Regions from separate parts of the Homo sapiens genome. Here region 2 is linked to region 1. The links are chromatin loops, found by intact Hi-C in ENCODE. Cell type or tissue: GM12878. All regions are shown on one strand. Links, peaks and the distances in the headings refer to the core of each region. The heading gives the core; the rest is flanking DNA. Region 1 holds the start of RNVU1-4 (RNA, variant U1 small nuclear 4). Region 2 holds the start of RNVU1-19 (RNA, variant U1 small nuclear 19).

What was found. Hi-C counts contacts between places; a loop is a spot of excess contacts. Peaks named below come from ENCODE experiments on the same cell type or tissue, not always from the same donor. Only the 100,000 strongest peaks of a DNase experiment are listed, where the experiment ranks them.
Region 2: a loop joins it to region 1, with 25 times the contacts of the local background. A loop is called at or near these places in 2 of 110 quality-filtered maps.

Annotation. Positions count from the first base shown.
Region 1 is chr1:120,934,420-120,950,339 of GRCh38, forward strand. The region is part of intron 2 of LINC00623 (long intergenic non-protein coding RNA 623); the gene reads left to right. It overlaps RNVU1-4 (RNA, variant U1 small nuclear 4), which reads left to right and starts at 8,181; the gene lies at 8,181-8,344. RefSeq lists enhancers at 3,653-4,281, 4,282-4,897, 5,389-5,889, 5,890-6,390, 7,405-8,119 and 3 more. In GM12878, for the core only: no CTCF peak of the experiment used is centred there; DNase peaks (open chromatin) are centred at 7,882 and 8,312; H3K4me3 peaks cover 770 bases; H3K27ac peaks cover 458 bases.
Region 2 is chr1:120,846,387-120,862,306 of GRCh38, forward strand. RNVU1-19 (RNA, variant U1 small nuclear 19) reads right to left here and starts at 4,599; the gene lies at 4,433-4,599. RefSeq lists enhancers at 3,980-4,079, 4,765-5,609 and a silencer at 4,330-4,659. In GM12878, for the core only: no CTCF peak of the experiment used is centred there; no DNase peak of the experiment used is centred there; H3K4me3 peaks cover 312 bases; H3K27ac peaks cover 653 bases.

The sequences.
Region 1 (15,920 bases), core at 3,929-11,928:
CTGCACCCAGCCTACAGAGAGTTTTATGAAGAGAATATTTCTAAATATATGGACAGGATCAAAATAACCCAACAAAGGACTGAGAGGCGCTCAGAATCTGGAATCAGCAGAGAAGTTGTATTGCCTCTAGGACTTAATTGTTGTATAAGTCTGTTCAGGTTGCCATAACAAAATACCATATACCAAGTGGCTTAAACTATAGAAATGTGTTTCTCACACTTCTAGAAGTTGGGAAGTCCAAGATAAAGGTGCTAGCAAAGCGGATTTCTTTCTAAGATCTCTTCCTACGGCCTGTAAGTGGCTGTAGTTTCACTGTGTGCCCATGTGACCATTTCTTTGTGCACCATGGGGAAGGCGGATGAGCAAGCTTTCTAGTGTCTCTTCTTATAATGGCATTAATCTCAGCATGAGGACCCCACTCTCATAACCTCTTTTAAACCTGATTACCTCTCAAAGGCCCCAGCTGCATAAACCATCACACTGGGGGTTAGGGCTTCAACATTTAAGTGTGGGAGTTGGTGTTCACAATTCAGTCAATTGGAGTGGAAATTGAAATGGGAAAGGAAAGCTATAGTTACTAGAGAGAGCTATTGTCTTGGGGAGGATCACTGGACAGGACTATGGTCTTTGGAGAAATAAGCGAGTTACAACTGACAAAGATTCTTTCTGTGAAAATAAGTAATTTAAAATGTAAGTTGTTGGAATTCCAAATTACTGTGAGCCTTAAAAAAATGTGAGTATGGGCCAGGCACCATGGCTCACACCTGTAATCCCAGTACTTTGGGAGGCCCAAGGCAGGCAGATCACCTGAGATCAGGAGTTCGAGACCAGCCTGACTAACATGGAAAAAGCCCATCCCTACTAAAAATACAAAATTAACCAGGTGTGGTGGCGCATGCCTGTAATCCCAGCTACTTGGGAGGCTGAGGCAGGAGAATCACTTGAACCTGGGAGGCAGAGGTTGCAGTGAGCTGAGATTGCACCATTGCACTCCAGCCTGGGCAACAAGAGTAAAACTCTGTCTCAAAAAAAAAAAAAAGAAGAAAATGTGAGTATGGAGCCTAAGTCACATGAGAGGCACCTGTAAACTAGGCAGTTGTAACCTTTGTTTCTCTGATTATAGATTGGCCTTCTTCCTTACATACATTGTTGGTTTTTTTTTTGTTTGTTTGTTTGTTTTTTTTTGAGATGGAGTCTTGCTCTGTGGGCCAGGCTGGAGTGCAGTGGCATGATCTCGGCTCACTGCAACCTTGGCCTCCTGGGTTCATGCCATTCTCCTGCCTCAGCCTCCCGAGTAGCTGGGACTATAGGCGCACACCATCACGCCCAGGTAATTTTTTGTATTTTAGTAGAGATGGGGTTTCACCATGTTAGCCAGGATGGTCTCCATCTCCTGACCTCATGATCCACCTGCCTCAGCCTCCCAAAGTGCTGGGATTACAGGCATGAGCCACTGCACCCAGCCACACGCATTGTTTTCTAACATGTTATACAAATTATTGAAGGGTGCCAGGGAAGATTGCTTCCCTCTGCACTGCTGACTTTCATTATAGATTAACTTCCTTCTTACCTTGCTCTCATAAAGACTTCATGGCTATTGCATTGTCTTAAGATGCAATGTTAAATACACTCCTTTAAATTGGAAAGGAAATGTGAGCCAGCTATAAAGAAAGAAAACAAGTAGTATGGAAAGAGAAAAAGGTTGGGCACAGTGGGGCTCATGCCTGTAATCCCAGCACTTTGGGAGGCTGAGGTGGGTGGATCACTTGAGGTCAGGAGTTTGAGACCAGCCTGGTTCACATGGTGAAATCCCATCTCTAGTAAAAATACAAAAAATTACCTGGGCATGGTGGTGGGCACCTGTAATCCCAGATATTCAGGAGGCTGAGACAGGAGAATCACTTGAAACCAAGAGGCAGAGGTTGCAGTGAGCCAAGATCATGCCATTGCACTCCAGCCTTAGCAACAGAGTGAGACTCCATCTCAGAACAACAACAATAACAAAAAAAAAAAAAAAAAATTCTGCAACTAATTAATTTGTTGTAACTCTTAAAGCAGCCTTATATAGAAAATGTTGTGATCCTATTAATTTTTTTTCTTTCTATGTAAGCAAGAACTTCACTTTTGACTTTGCAGCACTGACCCCATTTCTCTGGAGTCTGTGTGCCCTGATTGGCTATTCCCAGATTTTTGTTTGAATAAACTCTTTTTTAATTTTTACCATTAGTTCCCACAAGCAGAATGAATAAACATTTTAACGCTGAATTCTGAACCTTTCATTTATTTCAGGTTGACATCTCCTTGGCCAAACTAATCAGGCTCTTCTGAGTCCTCTTCTCACTAGGCCTCAACTATTGAGCTTCTGTGTTCCTCTCTGCATTGTTCAATCTCAGCAAGAATCCTTCTCAGTCAATTTAGCCAGAATTCCCCATCTTCAATAGCTGATCACTCATAATATCTAATAGGGCTCCTCATCCTTCACCATCTGCTAGGTGATGTCTGATCACCCTGCGTTCAGCAAGAATGCTATATGTTGGCTTAGCCATGTGGGAAGCCCAAAATATGCCACCCCAAAATACACTCCTTTGGTATAATTTGAGATGGCTATTTAGAGGGGCTGCAGATGTTACTGAGGGGTCTCACCCCAAAAAGGGACTCTTTCCTGTTTATTATTGCAAAGCCAATGTATGAAACCAAGAGTGAGCGTCAAGCAGTGCAGGCTCTATTCAATGGCATTGGAGAAGTAGGAGCATAGCATGGAATTGGAGAAGTAGTATAGCTTGCAAATCACCTTCTCAGCTACTGAGAACCAGGAAGTTACAAATATAGAGGATCTTTAATGAAGGGAATGAGCAAGGTGAGGAATATTCATGCTTTTCTTAGTAAGGGATGGAGATTTTCCTAGAATCAAGGAGTCACCTCATTTCTGTCCTTTCTTGGTCTCTTCCGTTCATTGTCACAGTGATTGTCAACTGTCATGCACTGATGGGAGTGCTATTTAGCATGGAAATTGGATTATAATAAAGCTAGATGTTTTTCAGAGGTTGCGTAAGCTGCCATCATGGATTTCACCAGCTTCAGCTGGTTTAGTCCCAAGAAGAAACTTCTGACCACAGACATCCTGTTTCTTAAAAATAAGCAGAGTTAAAGGTGAGTAAGAATTCAGCCATGTCACATAGGCACTGCAATGGCCAACAACATCTGGGTAGGGGTCCAGGTAAGTCATGTAGGCAGTGCAATAGGCAACACAGTCACAGAAATACCTATGAAAAGCTGTCCTTTTGTCAGGGAGATTAGCATGTGTAGAGGAAGTAAACATCAACTGCAAATGGCTTTCTCTGAGACCTTCTTATCTGCTTTATCTGGATCCAGGTAAGATTAACTCACAGGAAAAGGAAACAAAAGATCTCATGCTTTTAAAGGTCTGACAGGAAACTTTTTTTTTTTGAAACGGGGTCTTACTCTGACACCCAGGCTGGAGTGTGCAGTGGTGCAATCTTGGCTCACTGCAACCTCTGCCTCCCAGGTTCAAGCCATTCTCATGCCTCAGCCTCCCGAGCAGCTGGGATTACAGGTGCCCACCACCACACCAGGTTAATTAATTAATTTATTACTTATTTATTTATTTATTTATTTTAGACAGAGTCTTGCTCTTTCGCCCAGGCTGGAGTGCAGTGGTGCCATCTCAGCTCACTGCAAACTCTGCCTCCCAGGTTCATGCCATTCTCCTGCCTCAGCCTCCCTAGTAGCTGGGACTACAGGTGCCCGCCACCACGCCTGGCTAATTTTTTTGTATTTTTAGTAGAGACGGGGTTTCACTGTGTTAGCCAGGATGGTCTTGATCTCTTGACCTCATGATCCACCTGCCTTGGCCTCCCAAAGTGCTGGGATTACAGGCATGAGCCACCGAGCCCGGCCTGTATTTTTAGTAGAGATGGGGTTTGCCATGTTGGCCAGGCTGGTCTTGAACTCCTGACCTCAAATAATCTGCCCACCTCAGCCTCCCAAAGTGCTGGGATTACAGGCATGAGCCACCACATCTGGTGGAGGGCTGCTTCTTGAGAGACTTCATCTGCATCACATCTGCATCACAACACAGCCTTTGCTCACCATGTCTTTCCTCCCCTCAACCTCCCATAACCTGTGGCCACCACCCCCTAAGAACTCCAAGCCTAGTTAGTCCTTTATGTGCTGCATATAAACTTCAACCATACGGCCTTCTTTGAGGCTTTTTTTTTTTTTTTGAGACAGAGTTTTGCTTTTGTTGCCCAGGCTGGAGTGCAATGGCGTGATCTCAGCTCACCGCAACCTCTGCCTGCCAGGTTCAAGTGATTCTCCTGCCTCAGTCTTCGGAGTAGCTGGGATTACAGGCATGTGCCACCATACCTGGTTAATTGTGTATTTTTAGTAGAGACGGGGTTTCTCCATGTTGGTCAGGCTGGTCTCGAACTCCTAACCTCAGGTGATCAGGATCCACCCGCTTTGGCCTCCCAAAGTGCTGGGATTACAGGCGTGACCCACTGTGCCTGGCCTGAGGCTCATATTTTTATGTGACTCTGTATTAGTCAGGGTTCTCTAGAGAGACAGAATTAATAGGATAGATATACAAAGGAGTTTATTAAGTATTACACTTACTTTTTTTTCTTACTTTTTGTGGAAAACAGGGTCTTGCTATATTGCCCAGGCAGGTCTCCAACTCCTGGGCTCAAGCTATCCTCCCGCCTCTGCATCTCTGAGAGCTGGGATTACAGGTGTGAACCATCACACCCAGCCAGGAGTTTATTAAGTATTAACTTACACAATCACAATGTCCCGCAATAGGCTGCCTGCAAGCTTAAGGAGCAGGAAAGTCAGTTCAAGTCTCAAAACTGAAGAACTTGGAGTCTGATGTTCCAGGGCAGGAAGCATCCAGCACAGGAGAAAGATGTAGGCTGGCAGGATAGGCCAGTCTTGCCTTTTCATGTTTTTCTGCCTGCTTTATATTCATGGGCAGTGGATTATATTGTGCCCACCAGATTTAGGGTGGGTCTGCTTTCCCCAGCCCATTGACTCAAATGTTAATCTCCTTTGGCAACACCCTCACAGATACGCCCAGGATCAATACTCTCATCCTTCAATCCAATCAAATTTGTGAGAAACAAATTCACCCATCTAAACCCAAACAATGAACTCAGAGACCCAGAGAACAGCGAAAGTGAGACTTTTAATGACGGTCTTGCAAGATCGGGTGTCTGGCATGCAGGCACACCCAGCACAGTTTCAACAAGCAATTTACGCCCTAGTGCACAGGTCCCTCCCTCAGTTCCTCATAGGCTGAGTACTAGCCTTCCACAATCTTCCTAGACATCACCTATTGATTGTTCTTCAAGTACATTCTTTAGGGTCTTTCTGCTGCATTTTATTGCAGCACACGATGCATTATGACTCTCAGGATTTTTCAAACATTTGACTTACAGCTCTAGTGGCTGCACTTAGCTGATAAGAAAGGGTACAATTATCTATGTTGCAAGCTAGCTTAAACTAAATTTCTTTGTGGAGTGGGGAAGGGGTAGATGAGGGAGCCCCCACCGATAGATGCCTGGCCACTGGGTGAAAGGGAAAGAAGGAAGGTGGAGGGGGTGGCTCAGTACATTCTGCTTCTTTATTTCTTTCTTTCCAGGTAGCCTGCCTAAACCTATACCAAGCCACTTAGAATTGAAAATAGATAATCACATATAGGTTATTTCCTACAATTCCCTCCTTTTTCTTTTTACCCTTTTTGGTTTCATTTTCACTTAAATTGCTTTTTCAAACTGTTCCAGAATTGTTTACTTTTTTTTTTTTTAGACGGAGTTTTGCTCTGTTGCCCAGGCTGCAGTGCAGTGGGGTGATCTCGGCTCACTGCAACCTCTGCCCCCCAGGTTCAAGTGATTCTCCTGCCTCAGCCTCCCGAGTAGCTGGGATTATAGGCGCGCTGTAATTTTTGTATTTTTAATAGAGACGGGGTTTCACCATGTTGGCCAGGCTGGTCTTGAACTCCTAAACTCAGGTGATCATGAGCACCCGCTTCAGCCTCCCAAAGTGCTGGGATTACAGGCGTGAGCCACCGCGCCAAGCCAGAAGTTGTTTACTTTCTTCCTCATAGGAGGAGGAGTTTATTTGGTTTCTAATAATAGTAGGTTATTTTGTTGGAACATCAGGGGCATCTGTTTACTGAGAGTTGTTTTAATAAACCTTAGTGTTATATATATATATACATATATATATAAAATATATTACATATATTATATATAGTAGTAGTGTTAAACCCCTTACACAAGTATTGATGCAACATCGTATGTCAATGACAGAATCTGATAAGTTGGAAGAGTATACTGTAGAAGATACATCACTTTTTTTTTTTTTTTTTTTTGAGATGGAGTCTTGCTCTGTTGCCCAGGCTGGAGTGCAGTGGTGCAATCTCGGCTCACTGCAACCACCGCCTCCTGCGTTCAAGCAATTCTGCTGCCTCAGCCTCCCAAATAGCTGGGATTACAGGTGCCCACCACCACACCTGGCTAATTTTTGTATTTTTAGTAGAGACAGGGTTTCACCATGTTGGCCAGGCTGATCTTGAACTCCTAACCTCAGGTGAACTGCCCGCCTTGGCCTCCCAAAGTGCTGGGATTATAGGCATGAGCCACCACCCTGACTCATACTTCACTATTGAAACAAACTTTTTTTGTGTACAGAAGAAAAAAAATTGTACAGTTAATAGTGTCAGAGATAGTGAAAATATGAAACAAGAACTGCTTACAAGAAAGGAGCACTCAGGGGACCAAACCTCTGCCAGAGCCAGCGGGGAAGTGACTTATGCCTCTCTCTTCTTTCCCTCCTGTCCCCGCCCCTCATCTCCCGCAATGAAGCGGGTACTTAATCTGTGTCCTGTGGAGGTCCCCTTTGGCAGCCAGCTGGAAGCCCGTGCACCCTCCTTCAAATAATGGCTTTCAATGAGCAGACTAGAACATTTAGGATTGCAAAGGAAACCGATTCCTTTCAAACCTGGTTATCTTTGTGATGTGGCACTGTGTGCATATCTTCGTTAAAACGCATTGAAGGCCACTGCACTCCACCCTGGGCGACAAGAGGTGACTGTGTCTCAAAAAAACCAAAAACACTCCCCCCTCACCCCAAAGCATTAGACATCAAGGCTGGCAGGGAAGTCTGTTCTCTTGAAAGTTCAATATCAATTCAATACTTTAAATTCACTGTAGTTTCAATCCATTGGTATGGAAAGTGTTTTGAATTATTGTACTGATTTTTTTCTATCCTCTTTCTGATACGCATGCTAATCATATGGACCTTGGACGTCTATCTTCCTGAACTTTTCTCTCCTGTTTTTACATTCTTATTTTGGTTTGTGGGAAATATTCTTGATATTATCTTCAACTTAATTTTTGTTCTTGCTTCTACTATTTTAGTTTAATTTCCAAGTATTTTGATATTGAACTTTCAAGAGAACAGACATCCCTGCCAGCCTTGACGTCTAATGCTTTGGGGTGAGGGGGGAGTGTTTTTGGTTTTTTCGAGACACAGTCACCTCCTGTCGCCCAGGGTGGAGTGCAGTGGCCTTCAATGCGTTTTAACGAAGATATGCACACAGTGCCACATCACAAAGATAACCAAGTTTGAAAGGAATCGGTTTCCTTTGTAATCCTAAACGTTCTAGTCTGCTCATTGAAAGCCATTATTTGAAGAAGGGTGCACGGGCTTCCAGCTGGCCGCCAAATGGGACTTCCACAGGACACAGATTAAATACTCGCTTCATTGCGGGAGACGAGGGGCGGGGACAGGAGAGAAAGAAGGGACAGGCATAAGTCACTTCTCCCGCCGGCTCCGACAGCTGGTTGCTCCGCTGAGGGGCGTTGGGTGAGGCGGAAGAGCAGACGGGGATCCAGAAGGCGTTGTCGGTGACATCACGGAGAGGGCGATTTCTATGTAGATGAGGCAGCGCAGGGGCTGCTGCTTCGCCACCTGCTGCTTCGCCACGAAAGAGTTCCCGTGCCGTGGGAGTAAGTCTGGGACCTCTGGTCGGACCGGAGAGTCGCAGCTGTGTGTTAGGGCTAGGATGGCTCCTGGATGCGCGTGACGCAAGTGACCTTGCGTGTAAAGGGTGAGGCATATGAGGCTGCGGCGGGGCGGAGGGGCGTGAGCTTATACTTATGTTTATCTGGCAGAAGAAATGTTATGATCACGAAGGTGGTTTTTCCAGAGCAAGGCTTAGCAGTTTTACTGTGGATGTGCTGACCCCTGTGATTTCCCCGAATGTGGGAATCTTGATTACATAATTTGTGGCAGTGGGGAACTGTGTCTGTGTTTTTCCCTGGGTTGTTGTCGTTTTAAAAGTGGATTTTGTTTGCTGTGGAAGCATATACAAGGCGTTAGTATAAACTAATAAACAGGTCTTTGTTCCCATCTGTAACTTACTTTCAAAGTAAAGATTTTGCCAGGTAGTGGTTGGTTCTCACGCTTGTAATCTCAGTAGTCTGTGAGATGCATTGATAACTTTATGTTAATACCGCTCGAGCTCTGGAGTTTGATGTCAGTGTGGTCAAATATGGTGGACCCGTCTCTACTAATCTCTTAACTTTTTTTTTTGTTCTATAGAAATAAAACTAAGCTTTTCTTTTCCCTACGGGAGCCCATTGTAAACATTTATTAACAGCAAACAGTCCACTGGAGTGCATGGCGGGATCCCGGCTTACTGCAACCTCTGCCTCCTGCCTTCAAGCTATTCTCCTGCCTCAGCCAGAGAATACTCGATCTCCTAAGTAACTGAGATTACAAGCGCAGGCCACTAAAAAATTAGGCCCGGCTAATTTTTTGAATTTTTGGTAGAGACAGGGTTTTACCATGTTGGCCAGGCTGGTCTTAAACTCCTGACCTCAAGTTATCCGCCCGCCTCGGCCACCCAAAATGTTGGGATTACAGGCCTGAGCCACCGCGCCTGGCCTGTTTACAGACTTTACAGACAGATTTTGTTTACAAGCTTTACACGCACGGTTCAGTTGCAGTTAGTGTATATTATGCTGGGCCCAAGACAAATGTCTTTTTTTTTTTTTCCCAGTGTGGCCCAAGGAACCCAAAATTTAGACAACCCTGCTCTAGAGGGTTTGATTCATGTTTCCACTGGGTTATGCTTATTGCCTGTAATTCCATTTGATATTTTCCAAATCTGATTTTTTGAAAAGCGTTTTCCTGAAGCACCCTAAAGCTTTCCTAATAATATGGGAACTTAAACCAGATTGGATGTAACAAAACCCAGCTGGGATCCTGCAACTTCTAACCTTAATGTTAGATCAAGAAGCAAAACACCCACCAGTCCAAGGGTCAGGGAAGATGAAGATCATGCCTGAGCTGTAACAACGCCCTTCCCAGTATACAAAAGCGTGTAACAGCCACTTGAATTCTATCTTCCAAGTGTCTCCTGTTGCCCAGGCTAACCTAGAGCTATCTAAAGATGGCAAATCTGGGAAATGTGCATTCAGCTTGGCAAAACTGATACATTACAAATCCACCACAGTCCACTTCTTCTCAAAGTGGCATCAATGTGCACCTTCCTCCTCCTCCTTCTCTTTTCCTCCTCTTCCTCATCCTCTTCTTTCTCTTCTTCTTCCTCCTTTTTCCTCCTTGTAAAGCCATACTTAAGGTTCAAATAAAGACAATAGGAAAATCATACTTTTTCTCATTCAGTGAAAATATGCCAACCCTTTCCCCAACAGGATAAAGTCTTTTATTTGTCTTTGAATGATGTTCACTCCTTTTTTAGCTAGATCACATTCCATATTTGCTATCCTGTAACCTAAATATTGAGATTTCTAAAAGTTAACTATTAATGAATATGATAGCGAGGATGATGGAAGATGAGAATTCTCAAGAAAAGTATTGGTTAATATATAACCAAATGTATTCATCTCAAAATAATGAAGAAATACTCCTAACTATTACAAGTCCTCATTTCTGCAACTGTCACTGGCCCTAGCTGGTATTTGTAACTATCTTCACATCTTGCTCTCACAGCCATTTCCTTTGGGCCTGGGCCAGTGGACGTGAGCGTGGGAAAGACCAGAACCCGCGGTGCTCCCCACCGCACTATCCTCGGGTCTCCAGAGGTGGGATACACCGGGCAGGGGCCTTTGCTGGATTCTAAACCGGCTCTGGGGATACAAGAACAGCTGCCTTTGAGAAACAGTTCAAGTCTCTATATTCCAGACTTCCTAGTAGGACTAAACGCTTAATGTTCATCCAGGAATTCATGGTTCTCCTAAAACCCTGCGGTGGAATGCCTTCCTTCACTGAGCATTTATTGGGCACCTACTAGGTGCTAGGGTGGCTCTGGGCGAAGGGCTGCAGCCTGTGCAAACTCCAGGTCCCTTTCCTGTGGATCCCACCTCTGAGGGCCCGAGGGGGACGCAGTGAGGACACCACGGGTTCTGGTCCTTCCCACGCGCGCGTCCGCTGGCCCAGGCCTGGCGGAAATGACTGTGAGCGCAAGGTGTGAGCGGGGCTAAGAATGGGAAAGCGAGTGGCTTTCGCCGGAGAAGCTGCAGTTGTCACCTGTAGAGGGGCCAGCGACTTTTGAGAGGGTGAAGAGCAGGCGGGGGAAGCAGTGAAGAGCAGACGGTGAGGAGCAGGTGGCCCTTTGGCCGTTGGAGTCCCCCAGCTGACTCTGCCCGGGTAGAACGTCCAAAGTGCCCAAAGACTCGACTCTTGGCTTCATTGTCTCCCGTATTCTGGGTTTCTGGAGTGCGCGGGATTGGACAGGCATCAAATATATGAGATTATCTGCAGCCAGAGGTTAAAAAGCCATTTCTGGTATCAGCAAATGAGTTTAAGACACAAGCCATTAGAGTCTCTGTGGCGCAATCGGTTAGCGCGTTTGACTGTTAACTGAAAGGTTGGTGGTGCAAGCCCATCCAGGGATGGCACCTTTTGCTTAGGCAAGATTCACAGTTTCTGTTTAAAGACTTTAATCCTGGGAATCCTCCGGACCTCTATTAGCTTTGAATCAGATGCCAAAATATGCTGCGTGAAGGCTCAAGTTCCATGGAAGTTCCTAAAAACAGGAATATTTCAGCAAAAGTAATTTTTCAATAGAGCCTGAGCCTGGGGCTTCAGAGCTTACGCCAGAGCCACTGCACCTATTTCATCACCTCTTGAAGCTGGGTTTTTACAATTGCACATTCCTGGAAATCCAAAACTCCCAATAATTGAAAACAAGAAAACCCCAGTCTTCACTTGTAGTGAAGCCTCAATTTCTGGGTTGAAATCTTGGTTCATTCATGACGTGACTTTTAAAACGTTACTGGATTTTCTGTACCTCAATTTCTTCGTCTATAAAAAAGAGCAGCCGGGCACGGTGGCTCACGCCTGTAATCCCAGCACTTTGAGAGGCCCAGGCAGGTGGATCACCTGAGGTCAGGAGTTCGAGACCAGCCTGGCCAGCGTGGTGAAACTCCGTCTTTAATAAAAATATAAAAATTAGTCAGGCATGGTGGCGGGCGCCTGTACTCCCAGCTACTTGGGAAGCTGAGGCAGGAGAATCACTTGAACCCGGGAGGCAGAGGTTGCAGTGAGCCGAGATCACGCCATTGCACTCCAGCCTGGGCAAAAGAACGAGACTCCTTCTCAAAAAATAAAAATAAATAAAAAATAAAAAAGAAAGAAAGAAAGAAATTTTTCCTGGCACATTTCTATATGTTCCATTCTGGATGACTTGCTCTTCAGGCTTATCCCACAGCTGTTATCATAATATCTCTCTTTACTGCACCATCTTGGGATTTCCATCGCCTCTCTCTTGTTAGATCCCCTGCTTCATGGATCTCAAGGGGGTTCATTCCTCACTCACTTCTTCCTTTTGATGATGCATATCCTCCAAAACCTCCTATAAAGTGGTTACCTTAGAAATAAACTTTTTGAGACACTGCATGTCTGAAAATGTCTTTTATACCCATAAAATTAATTGATATTTTACTAGATAGAGATACAAAAAGATAGGTGGAAATAATTTCTCTCTGAGATTTTTGAAGGCACTGCTTTTTTTGTGTGTGACAGAGTCTCGCCTCGCTCTGTCGCCCAGGCTGGAGTGCGGTGGTGGGATCTTGGCTCACTTTCAATCTCCACCTCCCAGGTTCAAGCGATTCTCCTGCCTCAGCCTCCCCAGTAGCTGGGACTACAGGTGCCTGCCACCATGTCCGGCTAATTTTTTTATTTTTAGTAGAGATGGGGTTTCACCATGTTGGCCAAGCTGGTTTTGAGAGCGACCACTCCTCATATTGTCTTACACTTAATTTCTTGTTTGCTGAAAAAGTGGAGGTTGAAAGAATGGGCAGAAGTGAAAATCACGCTCAGACAACTGGGTGCCACATTTCGGGCCTGGTTGTTAAAATTCAACCGCTGACCTCACCGATTGTGCTGTCTATAAATTCCAGACATTGTATAAAAAAGCATTATGAAATTCCCTTTTCTGTCCTGTTTCATTCTGATTACCAGTACATGCAGCCCCCAGTCACGTACCCCTTGCTTGCTCAGTTGATCATGACCCCCCCAACACAGCCCCTTTAGAGTTGTGGGCCCTTAAAAGGGACAAGAATTACTTATTTGGGGAGCTCGGTTTCTAGGATGTGAGTCTACCGATGGTCCCAGCTGAAAAAAGCTCTTACATTCCACAATCGGGTGTCTGAGGGATTTTGTCTATGACTCCTGCTACAGTTTCAAACTCCTGACCTCAAGTGATCCGCCTCCCTTGGCTTTGCAAAGTGCTGGGATTACAGGCCTGAGCCATGGCTCCCGGCCCTTGTTGTTTACTGTTTTCCATAGTCATTTCTGAGAAAGAAAAAGGTAAGCCTTTTCTGCTCTGAGCTAGAGCTGGTCTGACAAACACCTAGGCCATGGTGTTCTATGGTTAAAACGAAAAATTTCACAACACCAATATCAGACAAAGTTACCCTCTCACTAAACTGAAAGAAATACTATTTCACAATCATATTTGAACATAAAAAGAACACTGTTCAAACCATAATATGATCAAACATCCCAGCTACTAATAGTGACGGTTAATGATTTTATTTTTTATTTTTTTGTGATGGAGTCTTGCTCTGTCACCAGGCTGGAGTGCAGTGGCACAATCTCAGCTCACTGCAACCTCTGCCTCCTGGGTTCAAGCAATTCTCCTGCCTCAACCTTCCGAGTAGCTGAGACTACAGGCACCTGCCACCACACCCAGCTAATTTTTGTATTTTTAGTAGAGACTGGGTTTCACCATATTGGCCAGGCTGGTCTGGAACTCCTGACCTTGTGATCCACCCCCGCCCCGCTCAGCTTCCCAAAGTGTTGGGATTATAGGCGTGAGCCACTGCACCAGGCCAGTTTTTTTTTTTTTTTTTTTTTGAGACAGTCTCTGTTGCCCAGGCTGGAGTGCAGGGGCGTCATCTCAGCTCACTGCAACCTCCACCTCCTGCGTTCAAGTGATTCTCTTCCCTCAGCCTCTCAAGTAGCTGGGATTACAGGCATGCCCAACCATACTTGGCTAACTTTTGTATTGACTGTTGATTCTTTACCAATTATGTGTTTAGTCTTGCAACCACTTCTCCCACTTTCTAGATAAAAATACCGAGATTCCCAAAGGAAGAATTGCCCCACAATTTCCCCATAGTGTTTGCTGTCTCCTGTGTTGCAATGAGCCAATATACTCAGGTTTGACTATAGGTTTGTTCCTGATGGTTATACACTGGAGCACATCAGCACCATAGAGAAGATGGATGCCGCTCTGATTCTTTGTTATTTGCCTTAAACTCTTCTCCCATCTCCCCTCCCAAAAGCCTATAGAATCTTCTACCTCTTCCTATTAGTTTGAAACTTCATGATATATTTCCATCCACCATGCTGGGTACTGAGTGTGCTCTTTCAATATGGGAATTTGTATTTTGGAGGTATCATTCCAAAGATGTTTATGCATATACAATTAAAGGTATATATTTATTTCCTGCAACTACCATCACCCTTTTGATACACTTCTGCTGTATAATAAACCATCCCAAGCTTATTGACTTAGAATAACAATAATTGGCTGGGCGTGGTGGCTAACACCTGTAATCCCAGCACTTTGGGAGGCCAAGGCGGGCAGGTCACGAGGTCAGGAGTTTGAGACGATCCTGGCTAACACGGTGAAACCCCGTCTCTACTAAAAATACAAAAATTAGCCAGGCGTGGTGGCAGGTGCCTGTAGTCCCAGCTACTAGGGAGGCTGAGGCAGGAGAATGGCATGAACCCGGGAGGCCGAGGTTGCAGTGAGCCGAGATCATGCCACTGCACTCCAGCCTGGGCTACAGACTGAGATCTCGTCTCTTAAAAAATAAAAAAAGAATAACAATAATTTATTATTTTTAGTGATTCTGTGAGTTGGCTTGGAAATTCTTCTAGTCCAAGCTGGTTCATTTGGGGCTGGATGGTCTAGGATGGCCTCACACATCTGGGGTATAGGTGGATTGGTTGGAAAAAGTGGGATGCATGGATCTTTTTCTTCATGTGATCTCTCTAGCAGGCTAGCTTTGGGGGATCTTCAGATCATGGCCTCAGGATTTCAAGTGAAGAAAAAAGCAGGTAATCCTCCCATGTGCAAGCCTCTCTTCTGCCAGGTTTGCGAAGGCACCAACATTTGCCCAAAGCAAGTCATATAGCCAATCCAAGATTCAAAGAGAGGAGAAATAGACTCTCTTGATGAGAGAAGCTGCAAAATATAACCACTTTTTTTTTCAATCTGTCACAGTATACCATACTGGACTATCAGTAGCTTCCTCATTTTTCTTTCTTTCTTTCTTTCTTTTTTTCTTTCTGAGACGGAGTCTTGCTCTGTCGCCCAGGCTGGAGTGCAGTGGCGACATCTCGGCTCACTACAAGCTCTGCTTCCCTGGTTTAGCCATTGTCCTGCCTCAGCCTCCCTAGTAGCTGGGACTACAGGCACCCGCCACCACGCCCGGCTAATTTTTTGTATTTTTAGTAGAGACGGGGTTTCACCGTGTTAGCCAGGATGATCTGGATCTCCTGACCTCATGATCTGCCTGCCTCGGCCTCCCAAAGTGCTGGGATTACAGGCGTGAGCCACCGCGCCCGGCCATGACACAAGTTTAAAAGAATATTTTTGTTTGTTTGTTTCAGACGAGTCTCGCTCTTTTGCCAGGCTGGAGTACAGTGGCGTCATCTCGGCTCACTGCAGCCTCCGCCTCCCGGATTCCAGCGATTCTCCTGCCTCAGCCTCCTGAGTAGCTGGGATTACATGCGCCTGCCACCACGCCCGGCTAATTTTTGTATTTTTAGTAGAGAAGGGGTTTCACCAAGTTGTCCAGGATGGTCTCTATCTCTTGACCTCGTGATCCGCCCTCCTGGGCCTCCCAAAGTGCCGGCATTACAGGCGTGAGCCACCACGCCCGGCTAAAAGAATAATTTTTATTTTATTGTTTATTTTATTTTATTTATTTTATTTTATTTTTATTTTATTTTATTTTATTTTTTATTTTATTTTATTTATTTTATTTTTTGAGACAGAGTTTTGCTCTTTTGCCCGGGCTGAACTGCAATGGTGCAATCTCTGCTCACTGCAACCTTCACCTTTTGGTTTCAAGTGATTCTCCTGCCTCAGCATCCCGAGTAGCTGGGATTACAGGCACCAGACACCATGCCCGGGTAATTTTTGTATTTTTAGTAGAGATGGGGTTTCACCATGTTGGCCAGGCTAGTCTCAAACTCCTGACCTCGTGATCAGCCCACCTCGGCCTCCCAAAGTGCTGGGATTACAGGCATGAGCCACCTCGACTGGCCTAAAAGAATAATTTTAAAAAATCTTTTTTTGATCAGGCTTGGTGGCTCAAACCTGTAATCCCAGGACTTTGGGAGGCCAAAGTGGG
Region 2 (15,920 bases), core at 4,557-12,556, 87 kb before region 1:
CAGTACTTTAGGATGTTGCCACTTTGACGCTTTGTCATTGACATATCTTTCCTGTTTTTGTAAACTTGGCATAAAGTGGGTTTCCTGTACTTGTTATATGATTTTTGGATTGTGTATTCAAATTAAAAGTATTAAATTAAAATTAAAATGGCCTGGGTGAGGTGGCTCACACCTGTAATCCCAGCACTTTGGGAAGGGGAGGCAGAGGATCGCTTGAGACCCAGAGTTGGAGACCACCCTGGGCAAGATAGCAAGACCCTGTGTGTGTGTGTGTGTGTGTGTGTGTGTATACACATAAATATGTATATATATTATATGTATGTATGTATATATAAGTCCTACAGTCACCTTAAGTTCCACCAACAGTGCGCTTAAGGTAAAATGTGCCCAACCTGAGGCTCAAACCTACCTGCTGGCACGCAATTTGTGTTTGTGAGACAATCTCAACAGCATTTGCTTTTTCTAGCATAGTGGTTTTCCTGTTTTCCTCACATGTGAATGTCTTCAGTGCAAAACCTGTCAGAATTCATTTCCTTTGCTAAAATGTTTTAAAATAACTCTTACTTCAAGTAAGTGCATTAAAAATAAACTTCTCAGTTGCATCCCTGGAATCCATGGAAAGTCCAGGAGAGACAATCAAGTGATACAGGATCAAGCCCAAACAGAACAGGACTAGGCATGGCTTCCTCACTAGGAGCCAGGCCAAAGTCATCTCCTTTGGTCTCCAATGGAGGCCAGAACTCGGTTCACCTGCAACGGGAGGACCTGGCCCAGAAGAGGTGGCCTTCATCTTCATGGTGCCTTCAGATAGGAAATCTAGGATTTCTTTTCTTCTCTTTCATCTACTTCCAACTCTCCCTTTCTATTTATTTATTTATTTATTTATTTATTTATTTATTTGAGACAGAGTCTTGCTGTGTTGCCCAGGCTAGAGTGCAGCGGGGCAGTCTCAGCTCACTGCACCTCCGCCTCCTGGGTTCTAGAGATTCTCCTGCTTCAGCCTCCTGAGTAGCTGGGATTACAGGCGCCCGTCACCGCGCCCGGCTACTTGTTGTATTTTTAGTAGAGACAGGGCTTCACCATCTTGGCCAGGCTGGTCTCGAACTCGTGACCTCGTGATCCACCCACCTCGGCCTCCCAAAGTGCTGGGATTACAGGCGTGAGCCACCGCATCTGGCCCTCCCTTTCTATTTCTTCAAGACCTTTTTCGGATCCCTCCTGCGCAGGACCTAAACGGGCGGTGCCCTTACCCACTGGTCCCTCCCTGCCTGCTGTCTTCGGAGCCCTAGCTCACCCGGAACGTTACTGCCCGCCGGTGACAGCGAGAGGACCAAAGAGGGCAGCGGGTGCGGTGGGATCCACAGAGTCACCGCGCACCTGCTCCTCGCGGGCTCCTCGCAAATTGAATAAACGCCCCCTGAAGCTTCTCTTCAAGTCACAGGGAAGGGGAAGGTGGCTGCCGACCCGGCGGGAGAAGCCGGCCCTGCCCCTGGTCCTTGAAGACAGGTTTGGCCAGGCTGATTTTGACTGGTAGGCCCAAAGAAAAGCCTCAAGGGCAGACCAAACTCCGACAGGCTCCGAGATTAAGGCTTTCAAACGTCTGATCGTTTTCAGCTTGGTCAGTAAAATCGATCTCGCCTTTATCAGGAGATTCCTTTGCCAAAGTTCAGAGACCTGGGGTTCCAGCTGCTTGCCACACAGAAAACCAATCACTGAGATGGTTATTGCCAAGGAAGAGGCTTTAATAGGGTGCTGCAGCGGAGGAGATGAGAACTCAGTCTCAAATCCATCTCCCTGACCAACCAAAACTAGAGGCTTAGATGGCAGGGAAAGAATGTGACAATGTGTAAGAAAACAGGAACTAGACCAGGCGCGGTGGCTCACGCCTGTAATCCCAGCACTTTGGGAGGCCGAGGGGGGCGGATCACGAGGTCAGGAGATCGAGACCATCCTGGCTAACACGGTGAAACCCCGTCTCTACTAGAAATACGAAAAGAAATTAGCCGGGCTTGGTGGCGGGCGCCTGTAGTCCCAGCTACTCGGGAGGCTGAGGCAGGAGAATGGCGTGAACCCGGGAGGCGGAGCTTGCAGTGAGCCAAGATAGCGCCACTGCACTCCAGCCTGGGAGGCAGAGGGAGACTCTGTCTCAAAAAGAAAAAAAAAGAAAAAAGAAAAGAAAGAAAACAGGAACTAGGGAGGGGCAAGGAAGCAATCAGGATGAATGAGGGGTCCGGCATCTCATTGTCTGGGTGACTTTCAGTTCTTTGATATCTTTTTTGAGAGGCCTGAAGGAAGGAACTCAAATAAAACAAATATCGAGTTTCAAACTTTCAGATCAGAAGGGTCCATTTCTATGTTTATCCAAAAATCTACGTATGGGACTATTGGGTGGGTTTCAGACCAAGAAAGAGTGTGCATATCAAAGTCTGCGGTTAACCAAAGAGAAAACATAATTTTCCGACCAATAGGATGTATGGGGGTCAAAGAACGACCAGCCTACAGTACTGTTTATTGGCCTGAGCATACGGAAGGATGAAGTTGCACCAGCGAAATGGGATTAAGCTGCAGGTGCGGGCTGGGCGCGGTAGCTCACACCTGTAATCCCAGCACTCTGGGAGGCTGAGGTGGGTGGATCACTTGAGATCAGGAGTTTGAGACCAGCCTGACCAACATGGTGAAACCTCGTCTCTAATAAAAATACAAAAATTAGCCGGGCGTCATGGCGGGCACCTGTAGTCCCAGCTACTAGGGAGGCCGAGGCAGGAGAATTGCTTGAACCCGGGAGATGGAGGTTTTAACGAGCCGAAATTGCGCCACTGCCCTCCAGCCCGGGCAACAGACCGAGACCCCTTCTCAAGCAAAAATAAAAACAAAAAGCTGCAGGTGGAAAAAAAAGTCTGGATTTTGGTTCAGAGCCCCTGGGGCCTTCCTCAGTAGTTTTCTCTTTCCTTGAAAAAGGAAGCCTGTCTCAGTCTCTGCATCTCTCTGAGTCCTTTTGGAGATTGAGGATGGTGAGGTCTCAGTGCTTGGCCCCCTTCTAACTCTGGGTACCTCCCCTCCCGTGGTCAACCTGGTCCAGTGCACAGGCCCCAGCTCCGACGACCATCTCCCCCCTACCCTTTGCTCCCAGCAAAGGCCATTTCTAGGTCAGTCGTGAGGTACAGCCAGGACAGGGCAGCTCGCTCCGAGATTTTTGGCTCTCGAAGGCCTTGAGCGCTGTGGTTCTGCAGAACGCTGTCTGCCTCTTGTGGAGGAACTGACACCCGCTGGAGAAAGTGTGGAGGGAAGCGAGGGCTGCACCTGCATGCAGGAGCTGAGGCAAGCGGCGGTTCCCAGCTCTCAGTGCAAAAGACATTTGTCATCTGAGAGGCTGGACTCAGTTATTATAATTTTCAATTTTGTCAATAAAAACCGAATGGAAATTTGTTTTCTTACTTGTAGAAACCTCCTCACAAGACCTCCCATCTTACATTCCAGGGAGAATTAGCAGGGTATTCCGCCAAGACATAGGTTAGACTGCGGTTCTGACCTGCAGGCCTCGATGCCCTGCGCCAGGGCACCAGGGCATGGGCAAAGCCCTCCCCCTACACAAAGCAAGGGTGTTATGTCTACAACCGAACGGGGACACTAAGAGCCCCCAACATGCACGGTTTTCATTCCAAAGAAAACCACCAGTTCTGAGTACAACTTCCACCTGGCTCTATTAACTGAGTACACGTTTCCCCAACACAGAAATCCTACAAACTCCCGTGAATGCTGTGGTGAAAAGCAGGAGCTGCCAGGGCAAGATGGATCGCACCTGTAATCCCAGCACTTCAGAAGGCTGGGCGGACCACTTGAGCCCAGGAGTTGGAGCCCAGCCTGAGCAGAATGGTGAAACCGCTACGAAAAAAGAAAAAGAAAGGAAAGAGAAAGAAAAGAAAAGAAAAAAAAAGAGAAAAAACTAGCCGGGTGTGGTGGCGTGTGGTTGTCCTACTCGGGAGCCTGAGATGGGAAGATCGCGCCACTTCTCCAGACTGGACGGTACAGCGAGACTTGTCTTAGGGAGGGGGGGAAAAAAACAACAAAAAAAACAGAGGCTAAGAGGTAACTCCGAGGATGACAGAAAACACCAGAGTTTTTAAGAGATGTTAGAAGCCCTGGGAGCACTGAACAAACCAGAAAGCTCCCGACCCTTGATCCCTGAGCTCCACCTAGCAAGTACAGCGGCAGCTAACCTGGGAGAACACCCCAACCAACAGAGACTGAAATTCGCCTCCCAAGAGAGTAAGTGGATAGTTCTAAGCTGTCCCCAAACATGGCCTCACAAACGAAAACTAACCGTTGCGAACGGAAACAACTGACCGGACAGAACACAGCCACAAAACACGAGCCCGCACCCTGAATTACAAAAACACTTACGGCTCACCTACTATTCGCACCACAAAAGCACCAGAGGAAAGCGCGAACGCAGTCCCCCACTACCACAAATTATGCAGTCGAGTTTCCCACGTTTGGGGAAATCGCAGAGGTCAGCACATCCGGAACACAATGGATAACCCTCGCCCTGAGAAAAACCACCTTCGTTTGATAATAGTATCTCCCCTGCCAGGTAAGTATAAGCTTTTGCACCTCCGCCCCGCCACAGCCTCACACGCTTCACCCTTTACACGCACGGTCACTTGCCCCGCGCACCTCCCCGCCCCCCCCAGCCCTCCTAGCCCTGACACACAGCTGGGACTCTCAGGTCCGACCAGCGGTCCTGAACCCACTCCCACGGCACGGGAACTCCTTAGTGGCGAAGCAGCAGCCCCTGCGCTGCCTCATCTACATAGAAATCGCCCTATCCGTGATGTCACTGACAGCGCCTTTCCCAGTCCCCGTCTGCTCTTCCGCCCCACCCTCCGCCGACTCAGCCGATCAACCCGCTGCCGGAGCTGGCGAAGGAAGTGACGTCTGTCTCTTTCTCCTTTTCCTCCTGCCATTGTCCTTTGGGGAGGTGCGCAGAGACCCCGCGTCTGGTCTCCCCCTAAGACTGTGGTACTTGATCTGTGTCCTGCAGAGAACCCTTCTGGCGGCCAACAGGAAGCTTTTGCACCCTTCTTCAGATAATGTCTTTTAATGCGCAGACTTGAACGTTTAGGATTACAAGGAAAACCGGTTCCTTTCAAACCTGTTTATCTTTGTGATGTAGCATTCCGCTTCAAGTTGAAAGCCATTCAATGTCAGAGAGAAAACATATCTATGAAACCAGAGAGGCTGCTCAGATGGGTTGCAAACTAGCCATCCTTACTGGTTTTACCACTAGAAGTGTTACAAAGACAGTTGTCCAATTTTATGAATCTTGAAGGGTTTTTTGTTGTTGTTGTTATTTCAAATACAGTGTAATACAAAAATATGTGGCCCCCGCAGAGACGATTGGACACTCTCAGGCATGGTGATGGAGTTTGTCATCTCTTCCACGGCCATCTCAGAACCTTAGTGCTTACCTCATATTAGTATTTTATATTCTCCAAAGACACAAAAATAATCCCAATTTGACAAAACAAACAAGCAAAAAAACATCTAGGGCATGTCTTATTTGAGGCGCTTAACAAATGACTGGATCATCTCCCTTGTATATAACCCAGAAAACACTGTGAAGTAGAGCAAAATTGGAAAGCCCAAGTCAAAGACCATTTGCAAATTTCAAGTAGATTCCAGTCTGTTGCTCAAATCACAAAACATGAAATGGAGGGGTCTCCCTTGGAGACCATAAAGTCTGTGACATGGTGGCCAGTTGGGTCACTGGAAAACATGGCAAAATATTGAAAATGAGGGATTAGGTGAGAGTGTAGCAACTGAACACTAAATGCTTGATCCAGGTGCCATTCCCTGGATACTGACAGGGAGACACATTGTCCAGGTAATACTGGAAAAAGGGGGTGGGCACAGTGGCTCATGCCTGTAATCCCAGCACTCCCTCAGGAGGCTGGCAGATTGCCTGAGTCCAGGAGTTTGAGACCAGCCTGGGAAACATGGTGAAACCCCATCTCTACAAAAAAAAAAAAAAAAAAAAAAAAAATTAGCCAGGCATGGTGGTGAGCACCTGTGGTCCCAGCTACTCAGGAGGCTGAGGTGGGAGGATTACTTGAGCCTGGGAGGTGAAGGTTGCAGTGACCCAAGCTTGCAACACTGCACTTCAGCCTGGATGACAGAGGAATGGGCCTTCACTAGACACTGAACCTGCTGGCAACTTGATCTTGGACTGACCATCCTCCATAACTGTGAGCAATAAATTTTTGTTGTTTATAAGTTACTCACTCTGTGGTATTTTGTTATAGCAGCACAACTGGATTAGGACATCAACCTGACCTTAAGAAATCATCTCAATTCAGTCTTGGCTCTGGTGGGAAACAAGGGACACACTCGGATGTGTGATTTAAAGAGAGTTGTGGTTTTTTTTTTGTTTTTTTTTTTTTGAGATGGAGTCTCGCTCTGCTGCCCAGGCTGGAGTGCAGTGGTGCCATCTCGGCTCACTGCAAGCTCCGCCTCCCGGGTTCACGCCATTCTCCTGCCTCAGCCTCCCGAGTAGCTGGGACTACAGGCGCCCGCTACCACACCCGGCTAATTTTTTGTATTTTTAGTAGAGAGCGGGTTTCATCACGTTGGCCAGGATGGTCTCGATCTCTTGACCTCCCAAAGTGCTGGGATTACAGGCGTGAGCCACCGCGCCCGGCCTAAAGAGAGTTTTATGAAGAGAATATTTATAAATATAATATGGACAGGATCAAAACAACCCAACCAAGGACTGAGAGGCGCTCAGAATCTGGAATCAGCAGAGAAGTTGTATTGCCTCTAGGACTGGATTGTTGTATAAGTCTGTTCAGGTTGCCATAACAACCTGGACAGGACCGTAGTCCTGTCCAGTGATCCTCCCCAAGACAACCGTTCTCTCTAGTAACTATGGTTTTCCTTTCACATTTCAATTGTCACCTCAATTGACTGAAATGTGAACACCAACTCCCGCACTTAAATGTTGAAGCCCTAACACCTACTGTGATGATTTATGCAGCTGGGGCCTTTGAGAGGTAATCAGGATTAAAAGAGGTTATGAGAGTGGTGTCCTCATGCTGAGATTAATGCCATTACAAGAAGAGAGACACTAGAAAGCTTGCTTGTCCGCCTTCCCCCTGGTGCACGAAGAAATGGTCACATGGGCACACAGTGAATCTACAGCCACTTACAGGCCATAGGAAGAGACCTTAGAAAGAAATCCGCTTTGCTACCACCTTTATCTTGGACTTCCCAACTTCCAGAAGTGTGAGAAATACATTTCTATAGTTTAAGCCACTTGGTGTATGGTATCTTGTTATGGCAACCTGAACAGACTTATACAACAATTAAGTTGCCTTTCCACTGATGGACTTAGACACAATCTCTTTCCCAAAAAAGAGCTATATTTAGCTACTTTTCTTTTGCATATTGTTCCATTTGCAGCCACACTATTTGTCTTCCCCCACACCACTTCTATCACCAGGAATCCATTTTCCTTGTTTTCTTTTTAATATCGGGAGCCTCTGCTCACTGCACTGCATAGTCCTTGGGGCTTTTTTTAAACTTTATTTTTAACAATCATTTGAGCAGAAAGTAGCCAATTCAGTTCTTTAATTTCCCATTTTATTCTTGGTTTGAAACTGACCTGATTGTGTCCCTTTTGTTATGACCAGTTACTTAGAAGCCATACAGCCCACAAGGTACCCTTGGGTATAAATCCAACTTCTTCATTTTAATGGTGAGAAATCAAAAGCCCATGTTTCCTGATTTCTGGCCCAGCACTGGAACTGTTTTCATGGCATGTCAATTCATCATACATTTTAATAGTGATATTTTATATTTGCATAATTTTATTGCCTTTGCAATGGGCTTTCACATCTATCTTCTCATGTGTATATAGTTTAAAGGCCATTTTTACCCACTATCTCCTAATCATATCGACCACAGCCTCAGGAAATGTCTGCTCTATTATTTCACTTGCCTGTCTGGGTTCTTGGGCAACAGCATAGAATCCTGCACTGTGTTTTCCCTCACGCTTTCTCACTCTCTGCAGAACAAATTTTTGTTACATGCCTTATTATCATGGTAATATTGGCCTTCAGTCCTGTATAGAAGCATTAAAAATGTGCATAATGTATATCCTTTTAAAATGTTATCCTAAGAAGCATCTTTTTGGAGTTAAGGAGAGTTAGATGAATAAAGAAAGAATACAGTTTCTCCTAAACAAACCCACTAAGAAAATCATGGAAAGAATTATGACAACTATGAAAATGAAGGAGGTATACTTTGTCAACAAAAGCAAAATAACCAAGCTACTCTTAGACATAATCTCACATTATCTTTCTGTAGTGCTCTAGCATTTTCTAAGCCTTTTCACACACTGTTATCTCTTTTTTTCTTTCTCCTTCTAGAAATTAATTATGACTTTTCCTTTCAAAAATGAAGGACTTTTTTTTTTTTTTTACTCTTTTCATTTTTTCCTGAGACCATATGTCAAAGGGAATGTGAGGAACAACTTTGGTGTGGTAATAGCCAAATTTCTCCAGGCCTGCTCCTCAAGCTTGCAAAGTCAAGACTGGCAGAAGTGGTGATTTTTACCTGGGTATCCTGAGAACCTTGCACAGTCCTTATCACATGCATGTGTTCAGAGTGTGCAAATAAATGAAGAAATGTGAGATTGTGATGATATTTTCATGGCATGCTTTTTTTCCACACTTCCTCATGCAGCCCAACATCCTCTACACTGTGTTGTTCTACCCGTTTAAGTGATTTACCACTTCTCCATTAAGCCAACTTAAACCATGTAGCCTTCAACTCAACATTGATTGATCCCCAATACAGTCCTGTAGGGAGGCAAGAAAACTTACAAATGAAGTGGTAAAGAAAGAGAGAGATTAAGTAATTTGCCCCAAATCTCATAACCACTAGGTGATAAATCTTCAACTAGAACTCAAATATCTGGCTGAGAATTCAGTGCTCTTTTAATTTAAATCACATTGCTTCATAAAAATAGATCTGCAGGAAGAATAAAAATGTCCAAAGTGCAATGAGAGAGAAGATAATATGGAGACAGAAATATTGCACAGAAAGCATTTGACCATATGTCTGCCTGATCCCCTTCATGTGTCTTGTTCATAACTTACTTTACTCGGGCAGCAGGAGATAGCATAACAACTGTCAGAGTGAATTTAGGCCACAGTTTTGTGTTGCTGAATGTGTTGAGTCATTTCCCTTAGTTCACATTTCTACCTAACTTTATCTTTTAAGTCATCATCATGCCTTTAATCTCTTATTTATTTTGACTGTTGAGATTTTGTAGCCATTATCCAAATAAAACATTTATTTTCACTCGTGAGTCCCTAATCCTTCCTCAATGGAATTAGCTATTTATTTGATGCAATAGCTAGACCAGTAGGGTTAAAAATGCTTTTATAAAGACATTAATAGCTGGGTATGGTGATATGCACCTAGGGAGGCTATGGCAGGAGGATCACTTGAGTCCATGAGTTTGAGGCCAATGCCTTCGCAACATAGTGAGACCCTGTCTTTAAAGTAAAAATTTAAAAATTAAAAGAAAAGACATTTAAAAAGGCTGTTTACCAAAATGATGGTTAATTGACAGAAAATAGAAACTGAAACTAGAAATCATTGCCATCAGCTTTCTCTAATGTGTACTTGATCCTTTTCTCCCTGTGATGGAAGTCGAAAGTCTTTTTGTTTTTTTCTTAATCCACTACTGTTCAAATGAGAATAAACAGCCAAATGACTGAATTAGTTGGTAGACATAATTCCTAGTCTTCAATTATTTTTATATTCTTTTGTAATACAGTCATTATTTTTTCAGACTTCTATAATATTGCATTTAACCAATCCCCAAATAGGGAAACATTATGTAATTTTTCTATTATTTACAGTTCCTTGATTATAATCTTTTATTTGAAAAGATTATATATTTATATAAAAACCCAGTTTCTTTCTTACATATAAATATTATTAGTAGTCTAAAAATGTCACTCTCAATAAACAGGATGAGTCAACTTGAGGACTAGAGAATCAGGTAGTCAACATCAGAGAACTGGTTATCAAACAGAAGGGGCCTATCCAGATAGAGAGAAGTCAGGCAGGGCTGTGCTGTGAAAATATTAGAGAAGCTTGATGGGAGGCCTAATATAGTTTGTCTTTACACCTGTATATTTTGCTTCTTGCATCTGCTTCAATGCCCTCTGTCATTTATTATAACTAGATTTATTGTTCCAATAGATTTGTACTACAGTCAGAACAAACAAATCACTGGATCCAGCAGAAGCCTTAGATATATGACATAACAGAGATTTGCACAAAGATTTGCCCCATTGCCTTCTCGAATTTCTCTTATCATCAATCCATCTAGCTGGAGCTCTCTGAAGGTCATCAGAGGTCAGTATAATTTTAATAAGATTTTAACTGAAGGATAGCCTTGATGTTCAGTGACCTTCAGACATGTTTATAATCGAGAAGCCACTCCCCCTGTTGAATGATAACCTCTTCCATGAATTACCAAACCAATGGTGCTCACATTCTGATTAACCATTGATTCCCATAAACCCAGCTTCCCCCAACACTGATGATCTAAATAACCTGAATTATTTGCATTGCCTTATCAATTCCATCTCATTTCCTGTCTTGGTGGTTTTGCTCACACTGCTTCTATGTGGAATGTCCGTATGTAGCCACTCGAGTTTCCACTTCATCGTTCCATCATCTGTAGTCTCTATACACTATCCATCATCAGGACTAATGTGAGCTGACTTTCCTCCAAAAAGCTTTCCCTGAACTTATCCTGAAATAACGTTTTTCTCTGCTAACTTACCATTTGTCACGTTAGTATACAGCTTCTCTAACTGTCATGAAATGAAATAAATGGGAAGAAGATGAAACTTGAAAAGAAATCTGCTTCTTAAGGCAGGCCCTGGGGGAATAGCCCTGGCTGGAGGTAATGTAAGGTCTAGATGGTGTTTTTAGAATCTGAAGACTGCAACACCAAACACAAGTATAAGCCTAGGCAAGCTGTCAGTGCAGGGCCTAAAATTAGGTATTTCAACAAGTGGATGAATCAATTTGGGGAATTGTATTAGTAAACAGAGGAAGCCCGTCCAGTAAAAGGGAGAGTAAGCAGGGATGCAATTTAAAACTATTGAGGAAAAAATGGCTAAGAAATAGTAAAATTAACACATGGCCTAAAATATTAAGAAATTAAGCCTGTTACAGAATTACTGACCTGGCTAGTATATAGGAGCATTAACAACACAAAAACAGATTAGGTCGGGATTAGCAGTGGGGGTGAAATAATCTTCAGGGCTGAACTACTGAGCTAGAAATATTTAAATCCTCCTTGCAGATGAGAACTATAGAGGACAATTTATTGGTTCAGCATGAATTTCTGGTCTTCTGTTAAGAAATACGCTCTTTCATTGAAAGTGAACATTGAGGCAGTAAACTCCAAATACAGCTGCAGGTACTATCTCCTGCTGATTTGTGTGTATAGAGCATGAAAGAAAGGCTCAGAAACAAAAGCATGTTGGAAAAATAAGCAGAAGGAGGCATTTACTTGCAAAGAAATGTGAGGAAGTCATTCTTCAAAAGAACTGCCCAAAAAATTAAAAAAATAGAACTTTTTAAGACAAACAATATTATGAAGACTATAGGGTTTATATTAATCTCTTCATGGCAGAAAACAGCAATTTTATCATGGTTATTATATTCAGAAAGTTCATGACATATCTTCAGACAATAAACAGCATTGTAAAGTCAAGGATAAAGTGATTTTCATTAAGGAGTTAGCAAATCTCAGGAAATGCTCAAGGTTTTATTCATTTGGAGGACTGCAGGTAGACAGAGAGACCCTTTTATTGTTTCTTTATGTCAGAGTGCAGAGTTTTTTTTTCTCTGTTTCTTCAGCAGTGGGACATGATGAATGGGCTGACAATGGTGTCAGGCCCCGATGTCACTTTGGTTTTTACACTTCATCTTGCGGTCATGTTTCCTTCTCTACAGGACATGTTTGTCTACCTCCATTTGCTGAACAATGTTCCTAATCAGTACTATTGATTTTACATTTTAATTTGATCCATTTTATTTGCACAGATCTAAGAAGTGTTGATTAATATTTAATGACCTCCTAGTATTTTTTTGATGAAACAATAAACTAAGTCTCACAAGTTTACGTCTATCTATAGATTTATAAAGCCCTTGTGGTTTAAATTTACTTTTACATGTTTAACAGCTCAGTTTAGAGCAGACCAAACCAGTCCGTTCACCTCTACCTGATTTCATCTGCAGTATTTATAATGCAAATGTATCCTTTTTAATAAAAGATATCCAATGTCTCGGTGTCCCTGCTCTGCCAAGAAAGGACATTCTTTCTTACCTCCAAGCCTGAGATTGCATAGTCCATAGAGCAAGCACCAGATTGGTTTCCTAGAAGGATGTTATAGGCATCGCTTCTGCGTGAAAAACATAGAAATTATTCTTATTACTGGATTTGTCTTGTCTAGTTAAATTGAATTTGTAGCACAGCTATAAATTTTTTATTAAAAAATTGATTCTTCCTGGCTGGGCAAGGTGGCTCATGCCTGTAACCCCAGCATTTTGAAAGGCTGAGGCCGGCAGATCACCTGAGGTCAGGAGTTTAAGACCAGCCAGGCCAACATGGTGAAACCCCGTCTCTATAAAAATACAAATAGTAGCCTAGCATGATGGTGGGTGCCTGTAATCCCAGCTACCTGGGAGGCTGAGGTGGGAGAAGTGCTTGAGCCCAAGATTGAGAGGTTGCAGTGAGTTGAGATCACGCCATTGCACTCCAGCCTGGGCAACAGAGCAAGACTCCATCTCAAAAAAAAAAAAAAAATTCTAATTAGTAATATATTCAGGTAGAAGGGAGGACAAATTCTTATTGAACCAATATAAATAACTACATAGTCACAAAAAGTAAATGTTTTTATTAAAGAAACTTTGTGCAAGATTTAACCAATATTGCTAATTAAGGGTATGTTAATAGACAAAACCAAATATTGTATGTCACAATTCTTTACAAAATAATTATTTGTATGTTTTTCTTGGCAACTTATTAGCTTTGTTTTTATATTAAGAATTTCTGCAAGGTATTTTTTCCCTCAACACTAAGAATTCAGAGTGTTTTATTTAGTTTTTACAAATTTAATAATTTGTAAATTTAATTGGAGATTAAAGGTAGATTAAGAAGAAAGAAAATGGGTTGTTCTCATGTTCATTAAAGTAGAAAATTAAACTAACCTCAATTAAATTGCCTTACTGAGGCCCTTTAATCCTAAATAACAACCTCTTGTCGTGCTGGTCTTGAGTTAAGCAGTCTACTTTCATGAATTCATCCGCTTCTACATTGTGAGTGTCTTGGAACTCCTGACTCATTTACTTCGTATAGTTGGAATATTGTCTGTGGGGACAAGGTCAGCCTATTCTTGGAGGCCTATATCCATGAGTCAATTTCCTGTGGTATCAATAGTATCAACAGTGTCTGCTACCGTTATTACTGGAGCTCTTTTGATATTTCTTCCAGATGACTCAAATTCTGATTGGCGCTTTGTAGAGAGGCTTTTAGGTATGCTTAAAGGGAAAGGAGGGCTGGGCACAGTGGCTCATGTCTGTAATCCCAACACTTTAGGAGGCTGAGGCAGGCAGATCACTTGAGGTCCGGAGTTTGAGACCAGCCTGGCCAACATGGTGAAACCCTGTGTCTACTGAAAATAGAAAAATTAGCCATGCATGGTGGCGGGCACCTGAATATAGCTACTCGGGAGGCTGAGGTAGGAGGACAGCTTGAACCCGAGAGGTAGAGTTTGCAGTGAGCTGAGGTCATACCACTGCACTCCAGCCTGGGCAACAGAGCGAGATTCCATCTAAAAAAAAAAAAAAAAAAGCAGCGGGGATAGGGGGAGGAGATGTTGCTAATAATAAAACTGTAAAGTTTGGTTAATTTTTTGCCATAGCAAACGACATCACAATGGGGGACAGTGGCATTCTCTGTTGAGGTGTAATACATACTCATCTAATGAAATTTTAATCAGTGATTACCGTAAAAGACAGAACACATGAAGAACAATTAGTGCATCCCGATACCTCTCCAGGGCCTTTAATTTTCCCCACAAAGTAGATATTATTATTTGTCACCAACTGAGAAGTTTACTTTTTTTAATCAGTTGGTTGACATTTATTGCACCAGTCTTTGTACATGAACATAAATATGCCTGAATCCAACCTGAGAAGTGCACAATTATTGTAACATAGCCACAGTAATCATACATAATTATTGCATTTAATTAATTTAAGATGATTTTATTGCTATTTTCTCAGAATATGGCCTTGAAAAACACAGCAGCTTCCACTATATTGAGCATAGTTTTGAGCCAATTAAATATCTGGAGAATGCAAAACATTACCTTTATTTCTAATATATCTTCATGTTAAGAGCTAGGAGGAGGATCTCTGGAGTTTCCCAGCAGCCATCTGAGAAACCCAGAGATACTGTATTCATAAATAACATCTCAGTAGTTTTACTATTTTGGATTTGAGGGTTAAATTTGGGGAATATGGTATCAAAAACAGTGTCACAGGTGGGGGCTGCAGATGTGAAGGGCCTGCTATCAATCAGGTGACCCTGGATGGACTACCCACTCGCTGTGTCAGTCCAGGATCCCAGCTGTAGTGGGTTCCTCTCTGCTACAGCACATGTTTCTAAAGGGCAAGAATCTGGGCTCCCAATAACTGACCTCTGTCTCCTCCATCCTGGCTTGTCATGATAGACCCGAACCACCCTCCCATTGAATTTGGGCCCTTGTGGCTCATAGCCACAAGGGAAATTGGGAGCTCACATGTGAAAGGCAGAATTAAGTTAACGCACCTTCTTCCAAAGTCTTACGTTTGTTTGTAGCCCAGGTGCCCCTGTTTCCAGCAGGAGTATTAGCAGTACCAGGCAGCCACTCCCCAGAGTTTGTGTTTCTGAGCTTTCCCATCATCAGTTAATTGGAAATTTCAGGAACTGTCCCTGCCTTACAATGCCTGCTCTGATCTACAGGTCTTTTGGAGACAGACAGCAGGTGATGGGGCATGCCAAAGAGATAAAAATGTCTTCTGATAATCAGGGGTCAGCAGATGAGTATGAAAGCTAATTATCCCCACTACTCAGGGAATTTAGAGGCTTCCCCTTTTGTCTTTGTAGGAATAGCAGACTTTCTGACTGTAATGTCCAAAGTTCTTTACAAGTTGAAGTACAGAAGAGATCAGAAAATGTCTTACGCACATGAGAGTTGTTATCCAAAGATTTGTCATAGGAGCAGCGACTCTAGGTGTTCTCTATTCTATTTAGAAGAATTACATTAGATTTTGATTCCTCAATGTGGCCAAGAAATAGAGCTACTTGCTGGGAGCAAGAAAGATAACATGACTTCTGAAAACTATTTATTATGAAAAATGAATTTTCATTATGTAGCAAATTACACTGCAGAAGTATTACAAAGAATTCTCATAGACATGGTATATTAAATCTCAAATCAATAATCATACATAGTCAATTAAAAATATCTTTGTTGATATCTTTCAGAACCTGGGAAATAATTTTCTGACTTTCAAATTTTTTAGTTTCTATTCAGTGGCAGAAAATCTATATTGTGCCAAACCAGTCTGAAAATTAGTAGTTGATTATATGCTGGACACAGAAAAATTTTCTATAACCTGTTAAATGCAACACTCCATTCATTGCTTAATTCTCCCCAAATAGCATAAGGTAATTAAGGCTTTTGTAAACTTTTTTCTTTTTTTAGAACAGCCTACAGTGACAGAGGAGAATGGTTATATTGTTAATTAAAGCTGGTTCATCACTCATGTGGTAAACC